Regions from separate parts of the Homo sapiens genome. Here all the other regions are linked to region 2. A link is a loop called in an ENCODE intact Hi-C map of the cell type or tissue named here. Cell type or tissue: gastrocnemius medialis. All regions are shown on one strand.

Region 1 (8,000 bases), 100 kb before region 2:
ACATGTCATCAGGACCTCCTGAGGCTGTGTCATTTAAAAAAAAAAAAAGGAAGCAGGAGAGACGCAGTTTCTCCGTTAGTAAGCTGATGTTACTTAAGGCCATGGCATGTGCCATGAACTTCACATTTTGGGAAACACTGATCCTCACGGCACAAGTAAAAACAGAGAGGAAACGAGTCTTGTCCCAGCCACACAGCACATCGAAAGAAGAGAGGCTGGAACTAGGCTGTCCTGCCCACATGCCAGGTCTTCCAGCAGCACCTTGCTTTGTCTCTTTAAAGCATTTCAGATGCTCCCAGGCAACTCCTGGAGATCTAGGACCACATTAATCTCCGCAGCCACGCCCCTTCCATCTGTTGAGTTTGGGCTCTCCTCAATCCCCCCACCCCCACTGCACCCACAGCACCAGTTGGTGTGGGCTCTGCGAATGCAAACTCATTTAAACGTCAGCTGGAGCAACAGAGCTCAGCAAAACAAGCAGGCAACAGAAATAGACATGACAATCACTGGCATCCTAGACTGTCAGCAGGACTTCCAGACCCTCTTAGCCCTTCCTGGGACAGGTAGCCCTTGGAGACACAAGATAACTAGGGACCCCAGCCAGGGGAAACTCATGCATATGCATATTTTGCATGTAATTTTGGAGGGGTCATGGGACCCATCTCACCTCAACATCTTGTGGGGTTTTTTTCCGTCTAAATGAACTGAGGTTCCCAGAAAGATTTTGTTTGCAAAAAGTGATCTGATTCCAAGAATTTGGAAATGACTGGTCTCATTGATTTTTCAGGCAGCTTCCAGTTAATAAGCTGTGAAAAAATGCTCAAATCCACTCCAGAAGCAGCAGTTCAGGGTACCTCTGTTGCAACCAGAAACCTCTTCCAACCCTCGACTTATCTTTTTGGAAGGGTGAACCTTGGGGTTTATCTTAAACGTGGAGGCACTCCTGCAGCATCAGTAAAAGTCTTTGACACTTTGAAGAGGAACCAAGGTTAAATTTCAGCAGGGAGGAGACACCCCATCTCTGTTCCTCGCCTCCACGGCCATGGCTCCTACCTTCTGCCTTGCACAATTCAGGCACCATCTGACAGAATACAAAAGCAGCCATGCCCTGTGGATTATTTAACTCTGAGGTCACAGCCATTCCCTGTGGATTATTTAACTCTGAGGTCCCAGCCATGGTCCTGAGTGGCCTTAATGTGTAGGCCTTGCCTTTGTGATTTCAGTGTCCCCCATCTTTTTTTTTTTTTTGAAACATTGTCTTGCTGGGTCACCCAGGCTGGAGTGCAGGGGTGCAATCTCTGCTCACTGCAACCTCCGCCTCCCGGGTTCAAGCAATTCTCCTGTCTCAGCCTCCTGAGTAGCTGGGATTACAGGCACCCACCACCACGCCAGGCTAATTTTAGTATTTTTAGTAGAAACGGGGTTTCTCCATGTTGGCCAGAGTGGTCCAAACTCCTGGCCACAGGTGATCCACCCACCTTGGCCTCCCAAAGTGTTGATTACAGGCGTGAGCCACCGTGCTCGGCCAATGTCCCCATCCTAACCAAAGGAGAGAGTGGAAGGTTGAACCAAAGGAGAGAGTGGAAGGTTGGGACAGGGACCAGCCCCATGTTACGTTCCCCTTCTTGTTCTAGGACTTTGCATGCTTAAGTTCTTGGCATTTGAAATCTTCTCTGTTCTCCTGATTGCTTTGTTTCTTAGCAAGGATTGGGGTAAAAGATCTCCCCCAGAGGAAGTGGTAAGGACAGAAGCTGAACAATAGGGCTGAGAGGGCTCTGGCACAGGAAGGATGGGAGACTGATGAGAGGGAAGTAAGAAATTGTTGGAAAGAGGCCAGCAGGAGAGGAGGGAGGTACTGATGTTACCTGGCTGTGGCACCAGCAGTTTGAGACCTGGAGGGACAGGTGTCTATGTGGGGTATCACGTGGTTGGGGAGGGGTAATTTCCACCTGCAACTGGGGGCTGCCTGAAACCCGATCAGAAGACTCATGGCATGGTGCTAATGGCCTCAGGGAGCTGGCAGGAAGCAGCTGGGCTGAGAAGTGGCTGCTGTGGCTCAAGGTGCCTGCTGGGTCCCTCTGCACTGCATTTGCTGTCGAATGTGCTCTCTGGCCAGGAACGCTGGGCTTTCACGTGCCACCAAGCACAGGATCCAAGGAGGAGAGATGGCCTATACTTGGTTGCCCCGGTTTCCTCATCTGTGCTGTGAGGTTGATCATCCATGGCAGGCCCACTTCCCAGTGTTGATCATCCATGGCAGGCCCACTTCCCAGTGTTGATCATCCATGGCAGGCCCACTTCCCAGTGTTGATCATCCATGGCAGGCCCACTTCCCAGTGTTGATCATCCATGGCAGGCCCACTTCCCAGTGTTGATCATCCATGGCAGGCCCACTTCCCAGTGTTGCTGGGAGTCAGAGCCGGGTGGTGGACGGAGGGAGTCTGTCCTGGCTCAGAGAGTGGCACGTGTGTCTTCTCCTTGGGTCAGCCTTCAGATCCAGTAGATGACCTTCTGGAACCCACAGCTCAGAGGCTAAAACTCACATGCCAACAGCATTTGCAAATGAGGGACGCAGCCCCAGCGCCATTCCTCACGTCATTGAGGGGAAGAATAGTATAGTGGCCATGAGCACAGACTGGTTTTGGCTAGACTGGGTCCAAATCTTGGCTCTGCCACTTACCAACCGCAGACCTCTGAATCTCGGTTTCCTCGTCAACAAAGGGATTAATAAACAGTAAAATAAATCATTGGCAAATAGCATATCGATACCTTCTGTTCGCTTATCCTGCAGCCATGACAGACACTGCTAATCATTCAAGATATTCTTTCTCACTGACCCTCAGAATCTTCTGTATGTCCAGAGCTCCAGGCAGCCACTCCCAATAGGTAGGATTTGGCATGTGAGATGAATCTTTTTTGTCATCTCATTACGATACCTTTAGAGCACAGTTTCTGGCACATAGCAGATCCTGCATAAAAGCTACCATTCAGCCTCTGCTCATTGCAAGAATCCTTATCCATTATCCCCAACTTCTGCTTACTCACCTCCAGTGACGGGAAGCTCACTGTTTCCTGAGAGTAGCCATTCCATTGCTGGACAGTTCTGATGATTAGGAAGTTCTCAAATGACCCTCCCTTTTTCCTCAAACAGTCTATAATTCTATGGCAAAGAGCCCCCTTCCTTCCTGCATGAGCTGTCATTTACAGATTTAGGTGATTTATTTTTAGGTGATAAGTTTGAACCTCCTGAGGAGTAAACCCTTTCTCTCAGCTTGCATATAGTTGATCCCAGGCTAGCTAAGCATCTTCAGCACTTGATGGACATGTTTGGGGGAGTGAGAGTGTGTGTGTGTGCATGTGTGTGTGTGTGTCTGTGTCAGAATGTATGGGTGAGTAGGAGAGATTGAGAAAGAGAAAAAAGAGAGAGAAGACAGAATGAGAGAATGTATTTTAAAGCATACCAGCCAATGTCACTCCTTATGTAAGCCCAATAGCTTCCCAGGGGATTGGGGTTGTATTCAGGGCCCCATCATTAGCTGATTAAGGCTGATTATTCCAAGGGGAGGGGGTAGTGAAAAGGGACAAGAAGTTACATAACTATCCATTTATTTAGATTTAATCCATGTTTCTAAATTTAGGAGCTGGAAGAATTCAAAGGTGCGCCCCCTGGCATTAGAAGTGGTGCTGGCCACACAGGGGAACGTGGGTGTGGTGAGTGTTGGAGACCAATACCACCCAGGGTCACAGTGGGGGATTTTTCCCAGGGCACAGTTCAGGGACTTCATCTCACAATCCCAGGAGAACTGTAAAAGGACCCAGTATTGCTCAACCCATTTCATACCCTGGAGCAGGTGCATAATGTGACTAGGATGGGGGCAGTGTTACAGAGGGGTGGAGAGCATGCTGATGTGGGAGAGGGAACCAGAACTGAATGTCCTGTGAAGGGGAGCAGCTCTAGGAAAACCTGGACAGTCATGGTCACCCCCAGGGTATCGCATGTGTTCATGCATATGTCCTAGTGTGGCCATTTCCAGATGGATTCCCTTTCTGCGTGGACTCATAGCTTTGCTGTTCTAAACATTTTGTGCAGGGGTGTAGAAAATCATGAAAGTCATTCAGGTTCTGCCTTCCACAAGGTCGCTGCATTTAAGTGGGCCTCTCTCATATCAAAAATAGTGTAGGTTCACATACATAAAGAGGTAATTTATTTGCAGATGGCTGCAAAGGACACTCTAACAAAATAATTATTACAACTTTTTTGGAAGCTAGAAGTATCTTGAGCAAAGGGAGTCATTTTCTGATTTGAGCAAAGACACCACATGGGCTCACAGTGACCTGCCTCTAACTTCCACGGATGCTGACTGTATCCAACTCCGAGTTCACATCAATAGTGATCCTGTTTAGAGAGAAGCTGCTGAAAGCTGAGGATAAAGAACAGCTGCAGAGCTGTGACTCATCATTCAAGGTCTCAGAAACATTGCAAAGGCCATTGCAAAGAGGTGACAGCACTCTGTAAGAGCGCATGAGGTAAGGTGCATATAAAAGCACTTTATTAACTGTAAGGAATCCACATTCATTTGAGGAAAGGCTGTGAAGTTGTGTTATAGTAGAACACATGCCAGACTTGAACTCAGCGGCTTTCTAGTTCTGTTACCAGTAAGAATCACATGGAAAAAAGGCTGCAAGAGACCCTGCTCCAGAGCCTGGCTCACAACGAACCCTCTATGAATGATTGATTTCTCTCTCAACACTACTTTTAAAGCACCCCGGCAGTGTGGACACTGGAATGTGATATTTTCTTTGAAACCCTATGTACTTACAATAAAATTCCAATTTGTTACCCTGACTAAAAATCCTGTGTCTGACGCCCTGCCCCCCAGTCCCACTCATGCCCTGCCACACTCTCTGGGCTCACTCTACTCCTTCCCTTGAACACACCAAGCCCATTCCTACCCCAGGGACTTTGCACTCACCACTCCTCTTCCTGGAACACTCTTCCCTCATCTTTCCTTGACTGGCTGTTTATCCTCATTCATGTCTCAGCATGAATGTCACCTCCTAGATGGAAAATAGCCCCTGGTGCCTCCAACCACCTCACTCTACTTCAACTTTCTGCATTGTCCTTACTGCTTTCATACACTTTCATCCTCTGCTTGCTTATTTTCTGTCTCCACCACCAAAATTTAAGCTCCACAAGGGCAGAGATTTTTGTCTGTCTTGCTCACTACTGTAGTCCAAACGGCGGGTGTCTGACAGAGGGTGTTGATGAATGACCGCACTTTGTGAGAATGGAGAGGTCAGCACCTTCCACGCTTAGGAGCCCCTCTCAGCTTCATCCTTCCCCACTCCCCCGCTTTTTCTCTCCACGGATTGCCTCTCCTTTTGTCCACATTTCTCTCATATTCCACTAGATGACTTCCCACTCTTTTCCTTATCCCCTTGCTTGCTCTGCAGAGAGCTTTGAACATCTTGTTCTTTCTGTTCTCAAGGCTGGGATGACTTAACCTTCCCCCTGTCTCATCTTTCTGAATATCCGTCTGTTGGCTTGGATCCTCTTCTCTTTGACCCTGGGAGAAAAACATGAAGCCAGCATGGGAGTCAGGGGTGGGAGAGAGTTTAGATGACCAAGGAGCCACTGCCTCCAGAGGCAGGGAGTCCTCATTCCTGAGGCTGTGAGTGGAGGCTGAATGACCACGGCCTTCTCACAGTCCACCCCACCCTCTGGGGAGGCCTGCAGACTCTGCCGCTGCTGCAGACAAGCTTTTACTTCCCTTCTTCAAGCCACGCTTTTAAAAAATCTGCTATGTGAGCACTCCAATGAATTGGTTTGGCTTCTGCCGGCTGTTAGCTGGACTAAGGAATTTGAATGGCACTTTACAGCTTACAAGGCTCTTTCATCATTCATTAATTTGGCAAATGTTTACCTAGCATCTGCATGACAGGCATGCCTTTATTGTTTTATTGGGCTTCACTTTATGGCACTTCAAAGACATTGTGTTTTTTACAAATTGAAGGTTTCTGGCAACCCTGTGTTGAGCAAGTCTCTCGGCGCCATTGTTTTCAACAGTGCATGTGCACTTTGTGTCTCTGTGTCACGTCTTGGTAATTCTCAGAATATTTCAAACTTTTATCAGTATTATTATATCTGTTACGGTGATCTGTGATCAGTGATCTTTGATGTTACTATTGCAATCGTTTAGGGGCACCATGAACTGTGCCCATGTAAGACGTGAACTTAATCTATCAATATGTGTATTCTGCCTGTTCCACCAACCGGCTGTTCCTCCATCTCTCTCCCTCACCCCAGGCCTCCCTATTTCCTGAAACACAACAGTATTGAAGTTAGGCCAATGATGGCCTCTAAGTGTTCAAGTGAAAGAAGGAGCCATACATCTTTCACTTTAAACCAAACGCTAGAAATGATTAAGCTTAGTGAGGGAGGCACCTCGAAAGCCAAGACTGACTAAAAGTGAGTCCTTTTGTGCCAAATAGTTAGCCAATTGTGAATGCAAAGGAAAGTCTTTGAAAGAAATTAAAAGTGTTATTCTAGTGAATTCACAAACAATAAGACAGTGAAGCAGCCTTGTTGCTGATATGGAGTAAGTTTGAGTGGTCTGGACAGAAGATCAAACCAGCCGCAGCATTCCCTTAAGCCAAAGCCTAATCCAGAGCAAGGCCGTAACTCATCCATTCTTGTTTGTTTGTTTGTTTGTTTGTTGGTTTGTTTTGAGACACAGTCTCGCTCTGTTGCCCAGGCTGGAGTGCAGTGACACAATCTCAGCTCACCTCAACCTCCATCTCCCGGTTCAAGTGATTCTCCTGCCTCAGCCTCCCAAGTAGCTGGGACTATAGGCACGTGCCACCACGCCCAGCTAATTTTTGTATTTTTATTAGAGATGGGATTTCTCTATGTTGGCCAGGCTGGTCTTAAACTCCTGACTTCAAGTGATCCACCTGCCTCGGCCTCCCAAAGTGCTGGGATTACAGGTGTGAGCCACCACACCCGGCCCTTACTCATCAATTCTATGAAGGCTCAAGAGAGGAGAGAAAGCTGCAAAACAAAAGTTGGAAGCTAACAGAGGTTGATTTAGAGATTTAAGGAAAGAAGCCATTTCTGTAACATGAAAGTGCAAGGAAAAGCAGCAAGTGCTGATGTAGAAACTGCATCGAGTTGTCCAGATCTACTAGCTAAGAGCATTGATGAAGGTGGCAACACTAACAACAGGTTTTCAATATAGCTGAAACAGCCTTCACTGGAAGAATATGCCATCTAGGACTTACATAGCTGGAGAGGAGAAGTTAACGCCTGACTACAAAGCTTCAAAGGACAGGCTGACTCTCTTGTATAGGGGCTAGTGCAGCTGATGACTTTAAGTTGAAGCCAATGCTCATTGGCCATTTCCAAAACAGTAGGGCCCTGAAGAATGATGCTAAATCTACTCTGCCTGTGCTCTAGAAATGGAACAACAGAGCCTGGGTGGCAGCACATCTGTTTACAGCATGGCTTATTGAACACTTTAAGCCCATTGTTGACCTACTGCTCAGGAAAAAAATATTCCTTTCAAATATGACTGCCCATTAACAATAGACTTGGTCACCTGAGAGCTCCCACGGAGATGTGCAAGGACATGAATGCTGTTTTCATGCCTGCTAACACAACATCCATTCTGCAGCCCATGGATCAAGGAGTCATTTTGACTTTCTTATGATTGAAGAAACACATTTCATAATGAGAGGTGACAGTGTGCTGGCAGTCCTCACAGCCCTCGCTCACTCTCGGTGCCTCCTCTGCCTGGGCTCCCACTTTGGCGGCACTTGAGGAGCCCTTCAGCCTGCCGCTGCACTGTGGGAACCCCTTTCTGGAGCCGGCTCCCTTAGCTTGCGGGGAAGGTGTGGAGGGAGAGGCGCGGGTGGGAACCAGGGCTGCCCGCGGTGCTTGCGGGCCAGCACGAGTTCCGGGTGGGCGTGGGCTCGGCAGGCCCCGCACTCGGAGCGGCCGG
Region 2 (8,000 bases):
ACTTTGGGTGATCCACCCCGCTCAGCCTCTCAAAGTTCTGGGGTTACAGGCACAAGCCACTGTGCCTGGCAGCTTCTTCTTGATTGAGCAACTGAATAAATGAGAATTGAAAAGGGAAAATTTATAATAAGGAAGTTATAGTTAACAATCATTTATTGTATATTTCAAAGTAGCTAGAAGAAAAGAATTGAAATGTTCCCAACACAAAGAAAAGAGAATTTTTTTTTTTTTTTTGAGATGTAGTCTTTCTGTGTCACCCAGGCTGGAGTGCAGTGGCACAGTCTCAGCTCACTGCAACCTCCACCTCCAGGATTCAAGCTATTCTCTTGCCTCAGCTTCCGGAGTAGCTGGGACTACAGGCGCACACCACCATGCCCGGCTAATTTTTGTATTTTTAGTAGAGACCGTGTTGGCCAGGCTGGTCTCAAACTCCTGATGTCAAGTGATCTGCCCGCCTCAGCCTCCCAAAGTGCTGGGATTACAGGTGTGAGTCACCATGCCTGGTCAGAAAAGATAAATGTTTGAGGTGATGGAGATCCCAATTACCCTGATCTAATCACAGCACATCATATACAGGTATCACAATATCACATGGACCCCAAAAATATATAAAACTATTACATATCCATTTTTTAAATAACAAAAAAAAAAGAGAAAAACTCCCTTATTACCTGAATACGTCTCATTCTGGGATGCTTCTCATGATTGAGGCTTCAGGGGTGGGTGTCCCATCCCTGCCCACCTTCCCTCTATGTTTGAGGGAATTGATGCCCAGAAAGGTTCAGTCATTTGTCCACAGTCACACAGCAAGTTACCTGCCAAGTCTGGATCTGGGCCAAACTCCTATGTGCTTTCCAGGAAATCGCATGTTAGATATTTCTTGGTCCCATTCAGAAGTCCCAAGTCATGCATGGTGGCTATGAGCTGAGCACATGGACACAGCAGGGCATTAAACCCTGAAGGCTGAACAAACAGATTCAGTGTGTGTGTCGTAAGCACGAGCAGTGACAGCCGGTGGACTGCAGAATTATGACTGTGCTCCAAGGCAGCTGGACTTGGGCAAAATTTGGCTCACACAAAAGGTTATTATAACCCAAGTGAAGATTTTTTTTCCTTCTCACTTCCCTAGTCCATCAGTAAGGAAAAGCGGGGTGCCTGCAGGCAGCCGTCCTGCATCTTGTCAGTAAGGTCACACAGTAAATGACAGAGGTCATAGGGCTCATGTCCAAAACCAGACACCCCTTTCACCCTCGTCCTGGCTGTGTGGCGATCTCCTTCCTGCCCTATCTCTGCTGCTCTGTCATCTCCTCTTAGCTTTTGTTGCTCCTCTGGCCCACGGGAAGGAGCAGGGCTCATAGCTTAGGGTCTGATACACTTAGATTCAAATCCCAGCTCATCCACGAAATGGATCCCTCCTCCCAGGCTATTAGGAGAGGTCCATGAGAGAGCATCTGTGAGCACTTGGCTCAGTGCCTGGCACACAGTAGGAGCTCAGTAAATATTCATGCCTTCCCCCTGCCGGATTGTGAGTTCCTGTTTTTCTCTGTCTTATGTAGGGCCAGCCTTGGAGGCTTTCCATGTCACCATCAATAATAATACGAGGCCGGGCGAGGTGGCTCACGCCTGTAATCCCAGCACTTTGGGAGGCTGAGGCGGGTGGATCACTTGAGGTCAGGAGTTCAAAACCAGCCTGATCAACACGGTGAAACCCAGTCTCTACCACAAATACAAAATTAGCCGGGCATGGTGGTGCACACCTGTAACCCCAGCTACTTGGGAGGCTGAGGCAGGAAAATCACTTGAACCTGGGAGGCGGAGGTTGCGGTGAGCCAAGATCGCACCATTGCACTCCAGGCTGGGCAACAAGAGCAAAACTCTGTCTCAAAATAAATAAATAAATAAATAAAATAATAATAATAACACAAATTGTATGTCTTTCCATGACCAGCCCTTTCCTGCATTCGGCTCTGCATTGGTGCTGTGTGGGAGGCACTAGGACTACCCTTAGGCCCCAGACAGAGGAGCCCATGCCTATGGGTTCCCAGAGGGGCCCTCCTGTGGCTGCACACCTTCCCACAAGGTCATATACACATTCCACAGGGTCCAGGGGATGTGACCATCATAAGCCAGCGCCCTCTAGCTTCTAAATTGAACCCTGGGTACCCCAGGCCCCAGAGTCCCTGCCCGTGGGCCTCTCCCCCATTCATTCAGCTGAGGGCGGAGAGGCACACTGGTGTGTACCCAGGCTTAGGGGGGAAAGGTGGGCTGTGCTTGGGGGCTGAGCTTGAATGGAAGGTGGGTTGTCCCTCTGCATGGACCAGAGCTGCTCAAGGGGTAGGACGGAGCTTGGAATGGCAGGAGAGGAGGGGTGAGGGGCAGGCCACAGGCCAGGGCCTCAGATGGGGGCTGGCACTCCCCAGCCACCGCTTGCAGGATCCAGCTCCAAGGAGCCTGGGAATTTACATTCTAAGCTGGCCTCCAGCTCACCATGAAAATAAGCACACCAAGGCGGGAGGGCAGGGTGGTTTGTACCTAACAGCGTATTAGCCTGACATATAACTTTTCAATACTGAGACAGTATTTGCAGCATTTGTTGTCTCGGGGTAGAACTCTGCCAGTGTCAGGGGTGTCCTGGTGTCATCCCAGTGGTTTTCTCGACCACTGACCCACAGGGGACAACACATTTATCAAATAAGGAAAGTGCTGGGCCCGAGCCTTTCAATACACAAGTGTAGAATAACAGGCTTAAAGGCTACAAATAGCATCAAAGCACGAGGGATGATAATGCCTCTAGAGACCAGGTTCAAGTTCCCATGTGGCAAATGTCACCTCCACCCGAGGTGCCACTTGCACAACAAGGGTATTAACTTCTCTCCTTCCCCAGGGCCTGTCTAGGATCCCCTTTGGTAACCTGGACCTGTCTCTTCCCTTCCCATACTCCAGAATGAGCCCCTGGGCCCAGGTCAAGCACCTGAGACTCAGATGGACAACCTCCTGTGCCCCCTGCCCCTCTCTTCTTGCTCATTCTTGCTGGTTTTGTCATCCTGGCAGAAATCATCAGAATGACAGTGATAATTATGAACACTCACCTTGTGCAGGCTCTGACCTTCACATTCACCCTAGACGGGGCTCTAGTGCCATCCTCATTTTACAGATGGACAAAATGAGGCTCAATTTGGGGCTGATCCTGTGCCTAAGGTCACAGTTGGTAAGAGGCAGATCCTGGAATTGAACACACATCTCTCTGAATCCCAGATCCCACACATCTGCCCCCAAGGCTAGAAACCACAGATCAGAGGGACCTTCTGGGCATTGCGCTGTGTCATGGGACAAGTCACTTGCTGACCTCTGTTTCCCTGGGGAAGTGGCTTTGGGGAATACCTGGGGTCATCTAGAGCTGAGGGATCCTGGGAATCCAGGAGTGGAGCTGGGGCAGCCTGAGAACGGGGCCCACCCCACCCCGGCTCAGATGACCAGTCCCGAGGGCCCAATCAGGTCAGCCTTGGATCAGGCCATAAGTGGGAACAAAATAGTCAGGGAACTCTCCTCTCCCGCTTTGTTTATGGTCTGGGAGCTGAGAATATTTTGAATTGTTGTGTTTGGGGAGGGAGGGAGAAATAACCAAATATAAGAAGGCAGTCACTGGGAGGCCTGGGCAAGAATGCAGAGGAATCAGGCCTGCCTGGGGATGTCTGGGCCACCGGAATGCTTGGAGGCCCAGCACCCTCTAGCTCAAGGATCCGGCACTGATGAGACATTCACGTTGCCTGGAGAGCTTTATTTTAAACAACGAAGGAGAAAGAAGAAAAGAAGAAGAAGGAGAAGGAGAAGAAAAAGAAGCAGCAGCCGCCACCACCATCTCATGCCCATTTAAATGAGAATTTCTGAGCGTGGGACCCCAGGCATCAGATTTTTTTCAGTTTCTCCTTGGGCCACCAAGGTTGAGAACTGGTACCTCCTGTAGCAGTGGTTCTGAAACGCCAGCTGCCTCGGAAGCTCCTGGAGGGCTTGTTAGATAGGACTGTGTCCCACCACAGAGTTTCTGATTCAGGAGGTCTGGGTTGGGCTGGTGCTTTGCTTTTCTAACAAGTTCCCAGGTGAAGCTGCTAGTCTGGGGGCCAGACTTTGAGAGCCTCTCGCCTGCATTCTCAGGACTCCTTTTGTGGCTTGTGGACCCACAGCCTGGGGTGTCTCCCAGAAGCTTGTTAGAAATTCAGAATCTTGGCGCAGTAGCTCACACCTGTAATACCAGCATTTGAGGAGGCTAAGGCTGGAGGATTGCTTGAGCCCAGAAGTTTGAGATCAACCTGGGCAACATAGAGACACCTAGTCTCTAGTTAAAAAAGCAGTCTATGGCCATACTACCAGGAACGTGCCTGATCTCGTGAAGCTAAGCAGGTTTGGGCCTGGTTAGTACTTAGATGGGAGACCACCTGGGAATAACGGGTGCTGTAGGCTTTTGGCTTGGCTGGGCGCAGTGGCTCACACCTATAATCCCAGCACTTTGGGAGGCGAGGGGGGTGGATCACAAGGTCAGGAGTTCGAGACCAGCCTGGCCAACATGGTGAAACCCCATCTCTACTAAACATACAAACATTAGCTAGGTGTAGTGGCAGGCGCCTGTAATCCCAGCCACCCAGGAGGCTGAGGCAGGAGAATCATTTGAACCTGGGAGGCGGAGGTTGCAGTGAGCCGAGATCACACCATTGTACTCCAACCTGAGCGACAAGGCGAGACTGTCTCAAAAAATAAAAATAAAAAAATAAACAAAATAAAAATGTGGGATGTGATGGCTCACACCTGTAATCCCAGCACTTTGGGAGGCCAAGGCAGGTGGACTGCTTGAGCTCAGGAGTTTGAAACCAGCTTTGGCAACATGGTGAAACCCTCGTCTCTACAAAAAATACAAAAATTAGCTGGGCATGGTGGCTTATGGCTATAGTCCCAGCTACTTGGGAGGCTGAGGTGAGAGAATGGCTTGAGCCTAGAAGGTCGAGGCTGCAGTGAGCTGTGATTGTGCCACTTCACTCCAGCTTGGGTGACAGAGCAAGACCCTGTCTCAAAAATAAATAAATAAATAAATATAAATATAAATAATAAATAGAAGGCCGGGCGCAGTGGCTCGCCCCTGTAATCCCAGCACTTTGGGAGGCTGAGGTGGCCAGATCACCTGAGGTCGCAAGTTTGAGAGCAGCCTGACCAACATGGAGAAACCCCATCTCTACTAAAAACACAAAATTAGCCGGGCATGGTGGCGCATGCCTGTAATCCCAGCTACTCGGGAGGCTGAGGCGGGAGAATCACTTGAACCCAGGAGGCGGAGGTTGCAGTGAGCCGAGATCGCACCACTGCACTCCAGCCTGGGCAACAAGAGCAAAACTCCATCTCAATAATAATAATGATAATCAATAAAAATAATAAATAAATAAGAAATTCAGAATCTCCAACCCCACCCCAGACCTGCTGAGTCAAATTCGTATGTTAACAACATCCTGTCGTGAGTATATGCACTTTTCAGTTGAAGCAGGGCTGGAAGGTCACCTTGGCTAACCTCATGCCATCCATGGGGAGACTGAGGCAGAGGGAGGTGGAGGTCCCTCTGGGTTACACAGCCACTAAGGATCCACTCAGGGCTTGGAACCAGGTCTCTGCAGGGGAGATGGGGAGGGGAGGGGGCTCTTGTGGGTGGAGCCGAATGCACAGTCTTAAAGACTGGCCCCTTTCTCCATAGCTAAACAAATGGTTAGTTTTGCAGTTTGTGGAATGGGGGTGGGAGCGTGGGGGAAAATTGTAGGCAGCTCCAGCTCCGTTCATTCAGCAGAATTTGTTGGACATCTGCCATGGGGCTGGCCACTGCTGTAGGCCCTGGGGACACATGAAGTGGGCAGTCTAGTGTGAAAACAGACATAAACAGGTCAATATGTAAATGATCAAGGTCCACTCACCCATTATCCAAGTTAGAATGAGAATAAAATGAGGCGATGGCTCAGGGCTGGTGCAGGGCAGGCAGGAGGCAGCCGGGGCTGTCTGAGACATGGTGGTCTGGGAAGGTCTCTGGGGATGAGACACTGGAGCTGAGGCCTAGGGAGAAGGAGCCAGACCTGGGAAGGGCTGAGGGGAAGAGCCTGGGGCAGGGAGCAAGACAGGGGCAAAGGCCCTGAGGCAGAGAGAGGGGAGCCTGGAGTTGGAGGGAAAGCCAGGGGGCCAGAGAGGCTGGGAGTGAGGGAGGCAGAGGAGGAGAGTGGCGGAGGGTCAGGTAGGGGGTATCTCAGAGGCTGCCAGGAGTGTGGCTTAGTGGCAGTGTGGTGGGGGCCATGAGGTGGTTCAAAGCAGGAAGGAAGCCTGAGTGGGTCTGGGGGTTTTCCTTGGGATTTTTACTGAGGTCTACACTTCCTACAGTGAAACGCGACAGCACACACTGGAGTGACCTGCCCCAGGTAAGGATGGAGCCCCTTCCCATCCCGCAGGTTCTCTCATACCCCACCCACCCCACACCACCCCACACCACCTCACCCCATCCCACTTCACCTCTGGAGGCAACCACTGCTCCTATTCCCATGGCCCTCAATTCACTCTGCCTGACTTTGAAGGCCATGTAAAGGGACCCACTGCAGGGCATCTGGTCTGTGGCTCTGGCTTCTCTCACTGGGCTCGGTGTTTTGGAGACAAACTCCGCTGCTCCCTTGGTTTGGAGCCTCTCGTAGCCGGTTCCTTTTCACCTGTGAGTTGCAGTCCTTCCATCTGTTTTTCCATTCTATTGATAGATACAACCAGGGCTGTTTCCGTTTTGGACTGTATGAATACCACTGCCATTCACAAGTCTTTGGGTGAACAAATATTTTCATTTCTTTCTGGCCAATTACCTGAGCGTGCAATTGCTGGCTCATAGTGTTGTGTTTAATCTTACAATAAATTTATAACCTTATCAGAAACTGCCAGAGTAGCTGGGTGTGGTGGTGTGCCTATAGCCCCGGTTACTTAGGAGGCTGAGGTGCGAGGATCACTGGAGCCCAGGAGTTCAAGGCCAGTTTGGGCAACACAGCATTTTTTAGAGACTTTGTCTCAGAAAAAAAAAGAGAAAAAAGAAAGAAAAGAAAAGAAGAGAAACTACCAAATTGTTTGCTGCAATGGCTATATGCCATAGAGAGTCCCAGGAGTGGAGATGGGCTGTCGGGGAGGAGAGGAAGCCAGGGAGGAAAGCATCCCCTGCAGTCACCCAGAAGGGAGAGAACATGGCCTGGCCTGGGGTGTCTGTGAAGCTGGAGAGCATCTGTCTGCAGTGCTAGTGAATGAATAAATGTACTGTGGGTCCCCGGTCCCCTGCAGAGCTGTCTCCAGTACTGACACCTTCCCTGTCTGTCCAGTTCTGGGGCAGTTTTGCTGTGCCCACTGAGGGAGAAGAGGAAGTGAGCCCAGGCACTTGCCACCCACAGACCACATCCTGCAAGGGTTTCCTGGGGTCCACTGTGCTCCAGGCCCCATGCTGGGACTGCTTGGCATCCCCGCTTCCTGCGTGCTCCCTTTCTGGGGCTCCAAGTTTGGCAGAGACCCAGGTTGCAGAAGGGCAATGGGCAAAGTGCTTGGCAGGAGGGAGCAGCAAGGGTGAAGGCCTGGAGGCAAGAAAGCCTGGAGCACACAGGTGGCAGGGGTAGGTGGGGGTCCTGCTTTCCAGAGTGTTAGACTGTGTGCCAGGGACCTGGCTCAACGCTTCACATCAATCATCTCCACTCACTCCACACAACAATCTGCAGGAGAGGGGTTATGATTAATCAGGCTGTACAAATCAAGAAACCAAGGCACAGAGAGGTCACATTATTCACTCTAGGTCACACAGCCCATGAGGGATGGAGCTGAGATTTGCAGGCAGGCAAGAGGAGGGTAGTGGGCAGGAAGCAGATCCCTGAAGGCCCAGATGCTCTGACAAGGCTCTGCAGCCACCTACACACCCAGGGACGTGGACACACTGCAGTGTGCCCAGGAAATGCTGGCCAGGTCAGGGA
Region 3 (8,000 bases), 92 kb before region 2:
TCATAAGAATGACGGTCATTTACGGAGGGCTCACGCTGTGCCAGGCCCTGCCCTAAGCACTCAACCTTCCTAGCAACACCATGATGTCAGCCCGCTTATTGTCCCCATTTTAGGGGTGAGGAAATGAAGGTAGGGCGATAATAGGATGATTATTACTACTAAAAATCATAACACAATGGCTGTTGTCAATAAGAAGGATAGTAACAGGGCCATGGCTTACTGAGGGCTTAAATGTGCAAGCAACTGACACCTAGGCTCACATCAGCTCCTTACATCTTTCCAGCAGGGGCACTGGTATCATCCCCACTTTACAGATGAAGACTGAGTCTCCAGGAGGGAGGGTCACTTGCCCACGATGACCCAGTTGCTCCAGTGGGCGAGCCAGGACTCCAGCCCATGCCTGTCTGAACAGACTCTTAGCCATGGTCACTACCAGCCATTCCTGAAGGCATCTGTCACTCCAGGGTGGACTTCTCAGTTTAAGACGGACAGGGCACTTACTGTCTGTGACCACAGAATGATGATTTGGGCTCTGAGGCTCCACCAGGGAAGTGCTGCACCGGAAGGCACTCAGCGGGGTAGAGGAGGAGGTGGATTAAAAGTGGGGCTCAGGTCCTCACCCACCTACCACACCACCCTGGCCAGAGTCTGCTTCCTGTCTCAGGGTTCAGGTGAAGGAGCCCAGAAGAGCCACTTCCTGTAAATGTTCCTCCTCTTGTAGATTTCAGGCTGGGCAGTCTGGCAGAAGACACCTGTGCTTGTTTTCTGCCAAGTCCTGGTGGTCTTGCCATCTCCCCTGTAGATCTGCTGGCCCCGCCATTCGTGAGCCCCAGAGGCCTGGATTGAGAGGCTGCCAGGGAGGCCTGGAGCGTGTCTGAGGGGTCGGCACCTTGGCGCTTGTCTGGAAGTCTCCCAGGCTTGGCCCCAGCCCACTCTTTAGACCTCTGCTTCACCTCCCTGCCATGCAGACCCCTGGCCCAGCCCAGAAAGCCCCTGGGGCTTGTCAGGAACCCGGATCAACAGAACCTGATGGGCCAGAGAGGATGCCAGCCATGCAAGGTCGCACAACAATCAGGAGGCAAAGGCCACTCTCTGCCACCTGAGAAGGATGATGGGAATTGGGCCCCTGCCCCCTGCACCCCCATCCTGAGGTTAAGTGTGAGGCCTTGGAGAGGTGCCCATCTGTGTGCCCAGTAGGGGCTGTGTGGCTCTCTCTGACCCAGCCTGCTGGCATATAATTGAAGGTCATCCTGGGGATCAGTTGGGGCCCCCAGGAACTGGCCCCAGGCTGGCTGGCTAGCTGGGGTCCTCTGCACACGGATGTCCCCCTCCTCTACCCAAGGTCTTAACCTGAGAGACCCCTCTCCCTGCTGAAGGTGTAAGGGGGTGGCATCTTCTTCCTACACAAGAGGGCGGTACCCAGATCCCTGACTGTGGAAGAGGGAGTGTGGTTCATGAGAGAGCCCAGGCCAGGTAAGAAAGGCCCCAAATGTTTACGAGCACTGGCCTTGTGTCAGGGACCCAGCTGGCACAGGGTAGAAGGCCCCACTCACAGTGTCCCCATCATCAACACCCACCCCTACCCCACACACAGTGTCCTCACCACCAACACCCACCCCCACCCCGTACACAGTGTCCTCACCACCAACATGGGGCACCAGCAGGTGCACTTGTTAATGAGTGAACTACCTTGACACATCATCATCACCCCGACTCCATAGTCTATGTGAGGCTCACTCTTGGTGTTGCACATTCTATAGGTTTGAGCAAATGTATCATAACGTGTCTGCCATGACTAGATCATACTAGGTAGTTTCACTACCCTAAAATTCCTCTGGGCTTCACCTATTCTCTTTTTTCACTTTGTTTCTTCGTTTTCAGAATGAAAACAACTTTACTGATTTTAAAATCATGCATGCGCTTAATAGCACCCTCCTATTCCCCAGACAACCACTGCTGAGAGTGTGGGGTATGTTTCCTTTCAGGTGTTTTCTGTCTGTATCAACATAGCCCACCCAGAGTATATAAGGAGTACCCAAGAGTCCATAGGAGCTAATATTGGGAATTGGCATTGACTGAGTGCCTACTATGTGCTTGACCTCACTGGACATTAAAATTTTTTTTTTTTCTGAGACAAGATCTCACTCTGTCACCCAGGCTGCAATGCTGTGTGGCACGATCATAGCTCACTGCAGCCTTGAACTGAGCTCAAGCGATCCTCTCACCTCAGCCTCCTCAGTAGCTGGGACCACAGGTGCACACCACTGTGCCCTGCTAATTTTTTTTTTTTTCTGGTAGGGACAGGGTCTCTCTGTGTTGCCCAGGCTCGATCTCCTGGCCTCAAGCGATCCTTCCACCTTGGCCGCCCAAAGCGCTGGGATTACAGGCGTGAGTCACTCCACCTGTCAAACCTCACTGGACATTTAACACTCACAGCAACACTGTGCGGTGGCCACCATCTCTGCCTCCGTTTCACAGATGAGAAAACTTAAGGCTCAGAGAGTTGAAGGTCCTTGCCCAAGGTCCCAGGAATAGAAAGTGTCAGAGCTGTTTCTAATCAAGTGACAAAGAAAGAGTCAAGGCTGGAATTTGAGTCAAGTTAGCTCTGACTCTGCACTTGGAAAAGCAGAAAGCATCTTGACGTGAGGAATTCTCTCCTACCCCAACCGTGGGGACGGAGGTTCTGAGCCAACATGGAAAGGGCCTGAAGAAACAGCTTGCTGGGTGGCGGGCCCTTGGAAGATGGAGTGGGAAACCTCAGCACCCTGCGGGTGCCCTTCTCAATCCTGGCTCTTAAGACCCAGGAGCCTGAGCCTGGGAGAGAGGAGGTGATCTCTTTTCCTCAGCCTGTGTCTGTAGGACTCACATCAGCAGAAAGTACACACCCACTCAGAGGAACACACTGCCACATTCCACACACTCACATGTGCACACCCTACCCCTCATGACAGCCAAGCTCTCTCCTGTCCACTCTCCCATTTCCGCCTCATATCCGGGCCACCTCCTCCAGTTGCCTACATTGCGCACTGCACAGTTGCAAGGGGATCAGTCACATGGACTGCAATGTGAATGGCACCCCCTGGAGTTGTGTGACACTGCTCACGTTGAGCGGGGAGACTTGGCTTATTTTACACTTGGCAGAAACTGATGCTCAGAGACAGCCAGTGACTTACCCACTGGTCAAAGAGTGCGTCAGTGCTTGGAACAAAAATCTGTCATCTTTTATCTCCCTTCCCCCATGCCTTTCAAAAAGAATTATTTCTAAAACTTTGATATGTTTTAAAAACAAATTGTTGTTAAACTTCTATCTAGTTGTTTTTGAGGAGGTTCCATACAAAATCTTAAGGGTACCAAAGAGCATAAAAAGAAAGTCATTCCCCTCCCACCTGTGAGCCCGGGACACCGGTTCCTTTGCCCAGAGGCAGCCGCTGCTGCTGGTTGTCGTGTGTCTGGTCCAGAGACACTCTAAACATCGTTTACACAAATGGGAGCGTGTGATGCTGCCCGCACCCCAGTGAGGGCTTTGTATGCCCTGCACCGTGCCGGAACCTTGCAGCCGCCTGACTCTGTTTTACTGTCCACAGGATTCCCTTACATGGAGGCCCCGCTGGCTATTTCGCAACACCCACTGGCATTCACTTAGGGCGCTCTGATCTCTCGCTGAAGCAAACCATGCTGGTGAACTCCCTTGCCTGTGTGTCATTTCACATGTCGGAAAAATCACCTGAAAGGTAAAGTCTTCATTTCTTTTAGACCTAAATATTTCATTTTTGAAACAAACTGAAATGGCATAAAAGGACATATAATAAAGTAAAAGAGAAGGTCCGAGTTGCCCCCACCCCTATTGATTCTACTCCCTGAAAGTGGCCACTGTTTCATCTCATATTATTTCACAGTTGCTTATGGGGCTTAAGATATGTGGTTGATTTGCAAAAATGGCCGTAGGCCTTTCCCGGGGCCAGCTTGGTGGAGACGGCAATCCAGGAGTTCCCTGCATTGGGAATGGTGGTGGGATCAAGCATGTGGAAGCTTCCTGAAATCTGGAGTGAACCTCTCAACTCCAGCCCTCTCACCATGCCCATTCCCAGCAAAACTACAGTCCCTTTGTCCCTCCCAGCCTGACCCCTTCTGCCAACACCAGGGGCCAAGGGTGGGAACCTAGGGTCTCCACAGAGGTGAGCAGACAGGGCTAGGAGCTCAAGGCACAGGGGAAGGCTGTCCGCCTGCCCAGTCAGTGTGCAGAGGGTAAATAATTCCCAAGTGTGTCTTAGGGAGAAAAGATAGTCACCAGTGACTCTACCTCACCACCTCTCACCTGCTTCATTGGGTCACTTCTTTACCCAACACCCTTTTATTGAGCACCAACTGCATGCCTGGTACTAAGTGCCAGGCATACATCCAGGGCAAAACCAACAAATTCTCTGAGAGTTACATGTTCATTGGATGAGACAGAAAATAAGCAAATAAGACCATGAATATATACTATGTCAGGAAGTAGTATGTTCTCAGGAAAAAAGCAAAGCAGAATAAACAGGAGGTCAGGGAGAAGAGGGTGGCCGAGGAAGACCCATAAGAGGAGGAGACACGAGCACAGGTGAGTGATGACTAGGAGTGAGCCCTGCAGACAATGGGAGAAGGCTTTCTAGGCCAGGGGAACCCCACACACAAAGGCCTGGAGACAGGAGAGTGCAGCTATGCTGGAGGGGCAGCCAGGGGACCCACATGGCTGGAGCAGTGGGGTAGAGGGGTGGCGGGGAATGGTGGGAATGAGAACAGAGGTACCACCTGTCACCCTAATCCCCTATCCAGTCCTCAGCACCCCACTCCCAGCATCCACAAAACCACCCTCTGCCTTCTCCTTCCTTCTGCCCACCCTGAGGAAAAGGCATCTCTCCTCTTGCTCAGGGCGGGTTCCCTCTCTCCTCTGGGCTGAGTCCCTTCTCATCTTTCCTGCCACCGCAGATGCAGACGCTGGCTCCAGCTGCAGAGCCTTGGCCTCTGCTGTCGCCGCTCCTTCTGGGTCCTCCACACCCCTTTCCACCTACCTGGCTCCTGTTCAGCTTTTCAGATCCAGGCTAGGACCTGCATCCCCACAAAAGCCCTCCCTGCTGCCCAGGCTGGGCCAGCGGCTCCCTGGCTCCTCAACCACCTGCACTTTCCCTTTTCCACTTCTGACTGTTTGACAAGGCAATGAGCTCCTGGGGTCAGAGAAGTGCTCAATTCCCCTGTGTGTCCCCAGCTCAGAGCTTAGGGTTTGGCCAGATGTGCAGGCGACACTCCTGTGGCTTCAGGCTGAGGCCTCAGGCTCCCCAGAGCCTTTTGGCACCCTGTCTCCCTGCTCATCCCCTTGCTTGTCCTGCTACCCCAGGGACAATTGTGTCTTAACCACATTGACCTACTTGCTGCCCACAAAACTGATCTGGTGCTTCCTGTCCCTCCCCCTGGCCCTGAACTGCTACCACCACTCTCATCTTCCTAACCAAAATCTCCTCCATCAAAACCCAACTCCAGCCTACCTGGATGGGGGCAGAGGAAGACACGCCAGACAGGAAGGCCAGCGAGGCATATTCACTGTGTGACCTCCAGCACCTCCTCTTGTCTGGGTGACCCTCAGCTTCCTAGTCCACAGCCTGAGGATGCAGCGGTCCCCAGAGCACAGGGTGGGGGTGAGCGGCAGATGGCAAGACCCTGTCCTGGCTCCTCCCCTTGGCTTTGGGCTCCCTGAGATGCTGTAGTCATCTCTGGATCCCTCCCAGTGCCCAGAACTTAGAAGCTTCTCAGCAAATATTTATGAAATGTATGAGGACACCATACTTTATCGTTTACATTGGCACACACGTTATTGTGCTCTGTCCTTGCTGGCATCCCTCCATTACAGGCCTGCAAGCCCAGGTTGCTGGACTGAGTGGGCAGGGGATTGGTCATGAGCTTCAGAAAGAGCCCTACCAGACATTCAGGGAGGTTGTGGAACCCACCCAAGGCCACACAGTCAACAAATCACAGAGCCAGCCCTGGACCCCGCGCTCTGCAGAATCCAGGTCCTGTGCACATCACCTCCGTCCTCCCTGTGACTCTGCAAGGTGGGCCCTCTCGCTCTTTCCTTTGGCCTTTTGTTATTTCTGAGGGCTACAGATCCTGGAACTGCAGCCGTGATGGGAAGAACAGGACACAGGGTGCCCAGCAGGAAATGCCAGGCACTGAATGGAAGGTGGGGGCTGAGGAGCAGTTGGCACCTCTGTGCCACAATGCACCCCTGAAGGGTGGAGTTGCTTAGAGACCTGGTGAGGCAGGAGCCAGCTCCCCTCTGCAGTGGCCATGTGTTCACCTTGGAGCTGGATGTGGCTCTGGGCACTGCTTACAGATGGAAAGTGGCCAGAGTCCCAGGAGGGAAAATAAGCACTGTGTTGGTGTCCTGCCATCCCTCTTTGGTGTCCCTGGGCCATGACAGAAGGTTAAGGCTGAGGGCAGAGATGTGGTCTTGGGGCTTGGTTGCTTCTTGGCACTAGGAGGGAGCCTATGGGTGTCCTGCAGTGTTTGTCTGGCACTCACAACCAGTAAGGAAATTGTCTTCTGCTAGGAACGCTCCTGAATACTCAGTCTCCCTGCCTGCAACACACATGCACAGGCTTGGGGAGCCCTGGGGCTGAGAAATCCACTTCCAAGCACATATTCAGCACCTACTCTGTACCAGGCATGCCCAGCCAAAACGTCAGCTGGGGATGTTGCTGTGTGAGCTTGGCAAGCGCCTTCACCTCCTTGAGTCTCAGCTGCCTTAGCTGGAAGGTGGAAATAATGACCTCACCTGCCTCGCAATCCAGTGGGCAGAATTAACATGACTGTGGAAGTCTCAAGTGGGACCATTACAACTGCAAAAGCCCTGGTCAGCAACTAAGACCCTACAGGGTTTTTTTTTTGTTGTTTTTTTTTTGAGACAAGGTCTCACTCCATTGCCCAGGCTGGATGCAGTAGTGCAATAATAGCTCACTGCAGCCTCAACCTCCTGGTCTCAGGTGATCCTTCCAGCTCAGCCTCTGGAATAACTGGGACTACAGGCGCGCCACCACATCTGGCTAATTTTTGTGTCATTTTTTGGTAGAGACAGAGTTTTGCCATGTTGCCTAGGCTGGTCTTGAACTCCTGGACTCAAGCAATCCTCCCGCCTCGGCCTTCCTAAGTGTTTGGGATTATAGGCGTGAGCCACTGTGCCCAGCCTGAGACCCTATAGTTAAATCATTTGAGTCTTCCGAATCTCAGGAGAAAGAGAAGAGGGAGAAGAGTGCATGCTGAAGTACTTAGTAAATCATCCGAGAGAGATAAGCCAAGATGGGAGGCACGGGGGAAATCTTTCGCAAGTATTTCCTTCCAGCCTGAGGCTTGCCCTTTCACTTTCTGAAGGGTGTCTTTTGATGGAGAGAAGTTGTTAATTTTAATGAAGTCCAACATATCAATTTCTTCTTTCCCAGTTAGGGATCCTTGTGTCCTGTTGAAGAAACGCTTGTGTCACAGGGCCATGCAGACTGTCACCATGCTCCATGCCCAAGCCTGGCATCCCTTTCGAGTCATTTTTATATACAGATGAATTGAGGGCCGAGGTTCGCGGCTCTCCAAGCAGCCGTCCGGTAGTCCCGGCACGATGCATTGAAAACCGTTTCTGTTCCCAGTGAACTGCAGCGGTGGCCTTTGGTTATGGCGTACCACACAGCCATAAAAATGAGAAGTCACTGCCTCGTGCAACAGCATGGGTGAAGCCGGCCGACGAGATGGTAAACAGAAGGAGTACATGCCTGGGGATTCCATTTATGTGACATTCCAGGGAGGCCACGCTGACACAGGCCAGGCTTGGTCACCTTGGGTGGGTGTGGTGTGCCTTCTTGGGTGTGGAAATGATCTTGATCCGGGTGGTGGCTCCACGGGTGCGTGCAGACGAAAAAAAACGTGGAGGAGCCGTGCTGTGAAGATGAGCACGCTGAAGGGTCCGTATGCTGTACACAAATTTAAAA

Evidence for each region. A loop is a pair of places that touch in the nucleus more often than their neighbours do. Peaks named below come from ENCODE experiments on the same cell type or tissue, not always from the same donor. Only the 100,000 strongest peaks of a DNase experiment are listed, where the experiment ranks them.
Region 1: a loop joins it to region 2, with 3 times the contacts of the local background. A loop is called at or near these places in 7 of 110 quality-filtered maps.
Region 3: a loop joins it to region 2, with 3 times the contacts of the local background. A loop is called at or near these places in 6 of 110 quality-filtered maps.

The regions. Positions count from the first base shown.
Region 1 is chr3:14,285,309-14,293,308 of GRCh38, forward strand. No RefSeq gene overlaps it. Among named protein-coding and RNA genes, the nearest start is that of LINC01267, 63 kb to the right of the region's middle. RefSeq lists enhancers at 5,779-6,480, 6,481-7,181. In gastrocnemius medialis, no CTCF peak of the experiment used is centred here; DNase peaks (open chromatin) are centred at 403, 3,933 and 4,453; H3K27ac peaks cover 5,073 bases.
Region 2 is chr3:14,390,300-14,398,299 of GRCh38, forward strand. LOC105376959 (a long non-coding RNA gene) reads right to left here. Exons shown (of 8, transcript XR_007095825.1): 4 at 6,610-6,754; 5 at 5,946-6,081; 6 at 3,090-3,222; 7 at 816-963; 8 at 1-91. It also overlaps the pseudogene RNA5SP124. Among named protein-coding and RNA genes, the nearest start is that of SLC6A6, 8.3 kb to the right of the region's middle. RefSeq lists an enhancer at 4,012-4,751. In gastrocnemius medialis, a CTCF peak has its summit at 3,749; DNase peaks (open chromatin) are centred at 1,002, 2,842 and 7,450; H3K27ac peaks cover 3,696 bases.
Region 3 is chr3:14,298,188-14,306,187 of GRCh38, forward strand. No RefSeq gene overlaps it. Among named protein-coding and RNA genes, the nearest start is that of LINC01267, 50 kb to the right of the region's middle. RefSeq lists an enhancer at 1-280. In gastrocnemius medialis, no CTCF peak of the experiment used is centred here; DNase peaks (open chromatin) are centred at 3,004, 3,594, 6,354 and 6,744; H3K27ac peaks cover 3,412 bases.